Linked DNA regions of Homo sapiens: region 2 is linked to region 1. Evidence: chromatin loops called from intact Hi-C (ENCODE). Cell type or tissue: breast epithelium. All regions are shown on one strand. Each heading gives the region's core, and the rest is flanking DNA. Links, peaks and the distances in the headings are about the cores only.

Region 1 (4,397 bases), core at 194-4,193:
ATAACTAACTCTTTCAACCAATTGCCAATCAGAAAATCTTTGAATCCACCTATGACCTGTAAACTCCACTCCACCACACCCCAAGCCATCCCTCACCACCCTCTATGCCACCCCCACCTCACTTCCACTTTGAGTTGTCCCGCCTTTCCAGACCGAACCCATGCATCCCTCACATTATATTCATTGATGTCTTATATCCCCCTAAAATGTGTAAAATCAAGCTGAAGCCCAACCATTTTGGGCACATATGTTCTCAGCACCTCGTAAGACTGTGCCTTAGGTGACGGTCACTCACATTTGGCTTAGAATAACCCTCTTCAAAGATTTTACAGAGTTTGACTCTTTTCATCAACTCTTTTCATCAACATACCTTTTAGCAAGATGGTGTCTCATAAATATAAAGCAGGAATTTTAAGTTTATTTTTTCCCTTCTTATCCAAATCTCACTGTTCTTTTGTTATTATTAGCACTTGGAACTGATATTTGAATATTTCCCCATTGCACTGTAATAATGCACAACAATCTGCGTGTATCTGGTACAGAATGATCGTTTTCCAGAAACAGAGAGAGGGTTCTTTGTCTTGTGATATAAAGAAAATATAGTCATAAATTAAAATGTCTATGCTATTGTTAATTTTTTAAAACTATAGAACAAAACAATTCCACACAGAGTAGATGGGAAATGAAATGGAATACTTTTCCTCACCTAGATTAGATGATTTCACTTTTCCCATTCTGTCTATTTCCTTTCTATGTCTTCTCTCAAGTTGTAAAGTTTCTTTTAAAAAATAATTTTTTAAATAAATAAACAGTTTGAATTTAACACATGCAAGAAGGGCTTTGATATAACTGCTCACAACACACTGGTGGAAATCACTGAGTTGTAGGGACAGCTCTATAAAACATTTCTGCAAGGCAATGGAATAATTTACTTTCTTCAAAAGACTCAGTCAAGTCCTTTTAGCTCCCAGAAGAGTACAATCTACCTCAGTTAAAAGATGAGAAGAGAGTCACTAATGGCTTTGGGCAGAAACCTTCCTATGTCAGTACCTGGAAAGGGTTACCCTGGGCCCAGGTGTGGCCTCAGCTTCACTACACACATTATGTCAGTAAATCATCGATTTTTAGTGTTAGTTCCCATTTGAGAATTAAAGCAAAGGTCATGAGTTTCTTCCTATGTAAATATACATATGTCCATGTATCACCAAAGCCCTTTCCTGGACCCCACTACCCAATTTTTAAGTTTGCCCAGAGGTGATATGTCTCTGGAGCTAGATTCATGCAAAGCAAACCCAAAGTCTGATTTACTAAGCCAGAATGCCAATTTACTCATTTAGAACTGGCGACATGGCTTGGCCCAGGAGTTAGGCCAACTGTCTGCACATTCCCTTTTGGTAGGTAGAGCTACACAGAAAATCAAATTACAGATCCGAAGACTTCCTGGTGATTTTAGAAATAGAACAGAGGAGGTGGATGTTATCATGCAATAGCAGCCTGATCAATTTCTCTTCTCCATTCCAAGGATATTTGTGTCTACCTTCCAACCTCAGAGTCCCCTCTCCCCTAGATGCTGTTTGTCAAATTCCAGTATACAGAGGGGAGGGGCTCGGAAGATAAGTCTGTCTGTCACTTGCATAAAATTATTAAGCCAAACAAGTTAAATGCAACTCAGAGTGTGGCAGATTTGGGGACCACTCCAATCATTTCTTCTTCAGGATGTGTTCCTTTTGAGGATTTCAGAATTACTTTATTAGTAATGAGTACACATTTCTTCTGCAGCTGGCTATAAATGGAATGTTTTTAGTTTACGTTTCAAAGAGAGAATTCGGCCTGAGTTTTTCTGTAAGTCTTCTGAGCTCATCTTGGTTGGTAATTATCAGCTACCATGCATCAACTATAGAGTTGACCCTAGTGCTTATTTGCCGTAATACAGAGCAACCATGGCACAGATCATCTAAAGCAGCTGTTTAAACGCACGTATGGTATTTTTCAAGGACATCTGCTTCCTGGGTTTTTTCTTAGATTATTATTTCATTGTGTTTGCCTTTGGAGCCCAGGAACACATTAAGTGAGAAAGAATATAGTATTTTCCACTTGCTGCTCAGTCTCTCTCTCTCTCTCCCCCTGCCACCTCCTCTCCCTCTTTCAGTAAATGTCATTCAAAGCTAAGAATCTAGAAATTCTTCTTCAGCCTATCAGCTACCACAGCAGAAATCTCAATCTCTGTTGGTAAGACTTAAAATTTTCTCCTAAATTATGCTAATGAGACCATTTGCACAGTGATTTTTTTACAAAAGGAAACAGGCTTGTCCTGTGCTCTTTTCCTTGTGAGGAACCAGGTAAAGTAAGGCAAGCAAGTTTTCCTAAGTGTATAGAACAAAATGACAAACATGAGGGCTGTGGGAAAAGCAAAGGCTAACACGGAGCCAGAGAAGCTGATACCAGGCAGTTTAGCAGAGCACTAGGGCCAAACAGTAGAACTTCAATACAGAGCTGAACAGAAGTTGGAGCGGGGACCAAGATTAAAGCAGACAAAGAGATGACAGGAAGATTTCTAGAGGCAGGGCGCCAACTCACCTGGCTGATGAGGTCATCTTTTTTAAAAGGGCTAGGATGATGTGAACAAAGTCAAACTATGATTCAGGATAGCAAATAGGAAGCATTTCATGAAAGCTGTGTGAGAGTAGCAACAGGTCAAGCAAAGCATCTCGATGTGATCCGGGCATCACAGGAAACAGGAGTAGCTTTATCTCCATGGGGCTTAGTGTAAAGATGCTATCTGGCTCCTTTCTCAACCAGTTGCCTCAGCTGAGGCATCACAAAAATCAGCACAAGATACTCCAGGGGTACTCATTATCTTCAAGTCTCCTGATGAGTTAGATTTCCTCAGAACAAGTGAATGGAAATAAAACGTAAGACAATCCAGGATTCATAAAAGCTTCACCTTGGCAGAACTCCTGGGTGGTCTAATCTTCCAGGATTCTGATTTGCTGTGCTTTCCTTTGAAACTAAATAGAAACCTCCAACAGGCCCTTATTTCTGCTTCCGAAACATGTTGAAGTTTGTCAAGAGTTTAGCTTATATTTTGGACAAAATGGCATCACTTAAGTTAATGTTCTTTAGTAAATACTGATTAAAGATATGCTCAAGAGATTTGTATTTGTATTTTCTTTCTTCAGAAGAGAAAAATTTCTTCTAAAGATGAACACAAATTGTACAAGAAATATTTTCCATTAAACTATGTTGTGGTTCTTGGCCAGGCGCAGTGGCTCACACCTGTAATCCCAGCACTTTGGGAGGTTGAGGCAGGCGGATCATCTGAGGTCAGGAGTTCAAGACCAGCCTGGCCAACATGGTGAAACCCCATCTCTACTAAAAATACAAAAATTAGCTGGGCATGGTGGTGGGTGCCGGTAATTCCAGCTACTTGGGAGGCTGAGGCAGGAGAATCGCTTGAACCCGAGAGGAGGAGGTTGCAGTGAGCCAAAATGGCACCATTGCACTCCAGCCTGGGCGATAAGAGCGAGACTCCATCTCAAAAAATATATAAATAAAATAAACTATGTTGTGGTTCTTACTTTGTGAACTCCAGAGAAGTTAAATTCTTCTCCACCAAAACCCCAGTAAACAGTAGGCCAGGAACAATGCTTAACTGCTAATACAACGTTGAGGCACTATTAGCTAAACAACACTAACAGACCCAAGTCATAAAATTTTCCTACCAAACATTATATAGGAAATATTGTCATCTTTTCCTTTAATTGCATTCAACAGAGAGCTAATTCATCAATTGCATTAACAGGTATTTAATGACTTGGGAAGAACCTGAGTGATCTTAACACTGGTGGCATGAAAGCTGTGTTGAAACTATAAGTTGTTAGGTATCTCTGCAGCAGTAAATCAGTATATTTATTGGAGAAGAGCTTTGGGGAAGAGACATCCTTTCACTTTTTTTTTTTTTTTTTTCTCAAACCTGCTAATTCCAAACAGAACTTTAAATTCACAACTGGCACCTTCCATTTCCTTTAAGGAATTGGGCAATTACTATTTGTCTCAGTCCATTTGGGCTGCTCTAACAAAATACCTTAGACTGGGTACATTATAAACAACAGAAATTTATTCCTTACAGTTCTAGAGGCTGGGAAGTCCAAGATCAAGGTGCCAGCAGATTCAGGTCTGGTGGGGGCTCATTCCTCATAGATGGTGCCTGGTTGCTGTGTCCTCACATGGTAGAAGGGGCAAACGAGCTCCCTCAGTCCTCTTTTGTAAGGGCACTAATCCCATTCAAGAGGGCTCCATCCTCATGATCTAACCATTTCCCAGATGTTCCATCTCCCAACACTGGGGATTAAGTTTCAACATATGAATTTTGGAAAAACATGAACATTCAGATCATA
Region 2 (4,397 bases), core at 154-4,153, 420 kb after region 1:
GCTGGGACTGCAGGGGCCCGCCACCACGCCCGGCTAATTTTTTTGTGTTTTTAGGAGAGACGGGGTTTCATCCTGTTAGCCGGGATGGTCTCGATCTCCTGACCTTGTGATCCGCCCGCCTCGGCCTCCCAAAGTGCTGGAATTACAGGCGTGAGCCACCACGCCTGGCCGAACTCCTGACTTTTAAGTGATCTGCCAGCCTCAGGCTCCCAAAGTGCTGGGATTACAGGTGTGAGACACCACGACTGGCCATGATTTCAATTTTATGAGTTTTGACGGGGATCTATATGGAAATTTTTTTTAGAGTATTTAAGTACTAAAAATCTACAGCCTTTCATAGAGTAATAGTCTGGAAAGTATGTGACATGAGCATAAGCAAACACCTTGCCAGATGGGGTATAGTAATAACATATTTTAGTGGTTACCTTCAACTGTGAATAGAACACAGTTTATGGGTTAGGGAGAGATGTTTTATTCTCTTCCTTTAATTTCAACAGGCTAATTGGGAAGAGTGTATACTAATGTTGCTACATTTCTGTTTAGTGGCTATCATATGTCATTAACTCACAGTATAAGGCAATTGACTCATCTACTTTGGGTTTCTGAAATAAGGTAATGAGAATAGATAATGAATTTATCTTTTCTTTTTCTGCAATTACCTTTTTATGGGGCAGAACTTATAAAAAATAAGGATTTTAGGATACGATTTGTAGCTGTAGCAGTGCTCTTTGGCACTCATTCATATAACAATGTAATATACATGCTTAAGATTTTTCCCCTAGTAAAATGATGGGTTTTCTTTAAATTACTGTTCTCTGTCCTCTTTAGTAACGGATATACATTTGTAAAATTACAGACTGGGGTTAGGAGTGCAGACTGTTATTGTATTGTGTTCTTGTGCAAAAAAACCCCAGGTGTATCATGGGAATACATCTTTGACCTTGGACTTCCTTGTGTCCTGCTGGCAGAGGTCACTAGTTTTGACACCTGGTGAGAGATGTGAAGTGTTCCTTTATTTACTTATATTTATTTATTTATTTATTTGAGGCAGGGTCTTGCTCTGTCACCTGGGCTGGAGTGCAGTGGTGTGAACATGGCTCACTTTACCCTCCAACTCCTGGGCTTAAGCAGTCCTCCTACCTCAGCCTCCTGAGTAGGTAGGACTACAGACGAGCAGCACCATGCCCAGCCAATTTTTTTATTTTTAATTTTTTGTAGAGAGAGGATCTCACTATGTTGCTCAGGCTGGTCTCGAATTCCTGGACTCAAGCAGTCCTCCTGCCTCCCAAAGTGTTGGGATTATTGGTGTGAGCTGCTGTGCCCAGCCAATGCTTCTTTTATATATTTATTTAGATTTGGTGTTTGATTTTTTTGTTAATAAGGGACCTTCTCAAAGATACTTTTAAATGAAAAGACAAAGGGTCAGAAAATACTGGTTTTTTTTTTTTGGAAACAGTCTCATTCTGTGACCCAGACTGGAGTGCAATGGCGTTGATCTTGGCTCACAGTGACCTCCGCTTCCTGGGTCCAAGTGATGCCCCTGCCTCAGGCTCCTGAGTAGCTGGGACAGGCTCATGCCACCATGCTTGGCTAATTTTTTTGTACTTAAGTAGAAATGGGGTTTCGCCATGTTGGCCAGGCTGGTCTTGAAATCCTGACCTCAAGTGATCCATCCTCCTCGGCCTCCCAAAGTGCTGGAATTACTGGCGTGAGCCACTGCCCCTGGCCGGTTGGCTGCTATTTTAACTTAAGGGGTAGAAGACTGGAAAGGAGGACACATGCAATACAGTGTGTATGAGTATGTGTGTATTTATATATGCTTGTTGTGTGTGCTTAGAGTGACTCTAGAAAGCTGTGGAAGAGACTGATAACAATGCTGTTGGGGTAGGTAGATTATGTAGTCAGATGTCAGAGAGACTTATTTTCATGTGTAACCTTTTGAACTGTTGATGTTCTTATTACCATTTTGAAAAAAAAATTGAAAAATCGAGGCATGTGGTTAAGCTTTTAAAAACTTTATTTCTTTGGATTTGGATAGGATGGTCAAAAGAAGGGGGAAAATGATGTTAATTTCTCCTGTGCTTTTCAGTCAGTTCTTAAAGAGCTGTAACTGTATATTTCTGTAAACACTTATTTTCATTTTTCAGACTTGTTGGCAGAATTAGAGTAGTGGTATGATTAACAAGTGTTGTTTCTGTTTCATGACTGGGTCCTTAGACCAGTGGTGAATCAGTGATGATTTTTTTTTTTTTTTGAGCCACAGTCTTGCTCTGTCTCATCCAGGCTGGAGTGCAGTGGTGCGATCGGCTTACTGCAGCCTCTGCCTCCAGGGTTCAAGTGATTCTCCTGTCTCAGCCTCCTGAGTAGCTGGGACTACAGGCATGTGCCACCATACCTGGCTAATTTTGTATTTTTAGTAGAGACGGGATTTCACCATGTTGGACAAGCTGGTCTTGAACTCCTGACCTAAGGTGATCCACTGGCCTCTGCCTCCCAAAGTGCTGAGATTACAGGCGTGAGCCACCGCACCTGGCCAACTGGTGAATTTTGAATCCTATCCAAGCTTGATACTTAGAAAATAATTTAGTGCAAACTTTAGGAGGTTTTGGTTGTCCAGAAGTACTACATTTTGTCTTATTTCAAAGGTATTGCTTTGCCAAGGGTTTGGACATTAGGTGAATATTGGGGTTCTCATAGTGGTTGACTTTAATAATTATAGTATTTGGCACAATGGGATTTGTGGAACTATGGCTTCTGATACTGCACCGATCCTGTCATGACTTACAAACTTAGATGTATGTGTTATTGATGTCAAGGTGACAGATATATTAGATTTTAATGCTATTTTTGGTTGCAGTTGGTGTCATTTGCAATTGTGTCACTTGCAGCTTTTTGTTGGCTATTTAGTTTACCAGTAAAGGGGCTTGCCTTCTAGTTGTGCTCATTTTCAACTTCAACTGGAGCAACCTCAGAGAAAGGGAGCACCTGTTTTGGTGCACAGAATTGTGCTGCACTGTGACTTTGACACTAGCCTTCCTTTGAGGGCACTGTCATGGCCCTCTTCTCAGCAGTAACAGGAGACTAGGTAGGAGAGTCTTTGTCTCATTTTTGGCAGTGAACTCTCAGTATGTTACTGTGGTGAAGAGCTGGTCTCGAGCTCCTGACTTCAGGTGATCCACCTTGCCTTGGCCTCCCGAAGTGCTGGGATTACAGGCGTGAGCCACCATGCCCGGCCGATTAGATGTTTCAAGAAAAAGAAGATTGTACCTTTCTTAAAAATAAAGTTTTTTGGTCGGGCGCAGTGGCTCATGCCTGTAATCCCAGCACTTTGGGAGGCTGAGGTGGGTGGATCACCTGAGGTCAGGAGTTTGAGGAAAAAATTCGCAAGGTGTAGTGGCGGGTGCCTGTAATCCCAGCTGCGGAGGCTGAGGCAGGAGAATCACTTGAACCCGGGAGGCGGAGGTTGCAGTGAGCCAAAATCGCACCACTGCACTCCAGCCTGGGTGAAGGAGTGAAACTCCGTCTCAAAAAAATTTTTGCTTTCCGGAGTGGAATCCCTACTTTTCTCCAGGCAACACTGCTCTGGTTGACAACTGACAACTGCTTTATCAGTCACTTCAAATATATATGTTAAATTTTACACAAACGTTAACATGGATTCTCACTAAAAATCCATATGGCACAACACAGGGTATGTATACATGCAGAAATAACTGAAGGGTTATCAGGAACTTATGCACACACATTTTCTGTACTCTTCATTTAAAAACATGCTTTTATAAACCTAAATGAATTTTATTACTTAATTTTATTCAGTGAATTTAGAAAATACTCGTTCAAAGGAGTATAGAATTGTACTTTTCTACTTTTATGGATTTAGAGTCAGTACTCAGAAACGTCGACGTTCTGAATGACAGAGCATGGATGAGTTACATTTATTGGTGCTAATGTCTTTAGGTTGTATTCTGAAGCTGTATGAGGATTCTGAAGTTATGGTGCCTCAATTTTGTAAGGCATACATAAGAAGTAAGATACAAATGATAAGGAATTTTGATTGCTCTTAAATGTAAATTTAAGAGTTTTGGAGGGAAAATCTGAACAGCTGTAGCTTAGGAACCCTGAATGCTTCTCATAAAGGACAGTACTTAGAAGAATGACCATTATATAAAGTTTCTTATATCCCATTAGAGAAGAAGTTTGGATAATTATATTGTTTTAAAAAAATTTACATGCCATAACATGTTGCCTGCATGAAGTTACACTATTTGATTGAAGATTAAGCATTAGGCTTCTTTCCGTGACAGTCTTAAATTAACATCCTTGCCAATGATGACCACTAGTCATGTGTTTCTAGCACAGGCCTCTCCTTGATTGAGAGTTATTTGTTGCCTCATCTC

The links. A loop is a pair of places that touch in the nucleus more often than their neighbours do. Peaks named below come from ENCODE experiments on the same cell type or tissue, not always from the same donor. Only the 100,000 strongest peaks of a DNase experiment are listed, where the experiment ranks them.
Region 2: a loop joins it to region 1, with 5 times the contacts of the local background. A loop is called at or near these places in 21 of 110 quality-filtered maps.

Annotation. Positions count from the first base shown.
Region 1 is chr3:177,605,355-177,609,751 of GRCh38, reverse strand. The region is part of intron 2 of LINC00578 (long intergenic non-protein coding RNA 578); the gene reads right to left. Among named protein-coding and RNA genes, the nearest start is that of LINC00578, 170 kb to the right of the region's middle. RefSeq lists a silencer at 2,628-2,828. In breast epithelium, for the core only: no CTCF peak of the experiment used is centred there; a DNase peak (open chromatin) is centred at 2,571; H3K27ac peaks cover 1,158 bases.
Region 2 is chr3:177,182,658-177,187,054 of GRCh38, reverse strand. The region is part of intron 1 of TBL1XR1 (TBL1X/Y related 1); the gene reads left to right. Among named protein-coding and RNA genes, the nearest start is that of TBL1XR1, 13 kb to the left of the region's middle. In breast epithelium, for the core only: no CTCF peak of the experiment used is centred there; no DNase peak of the experiment used is centred there.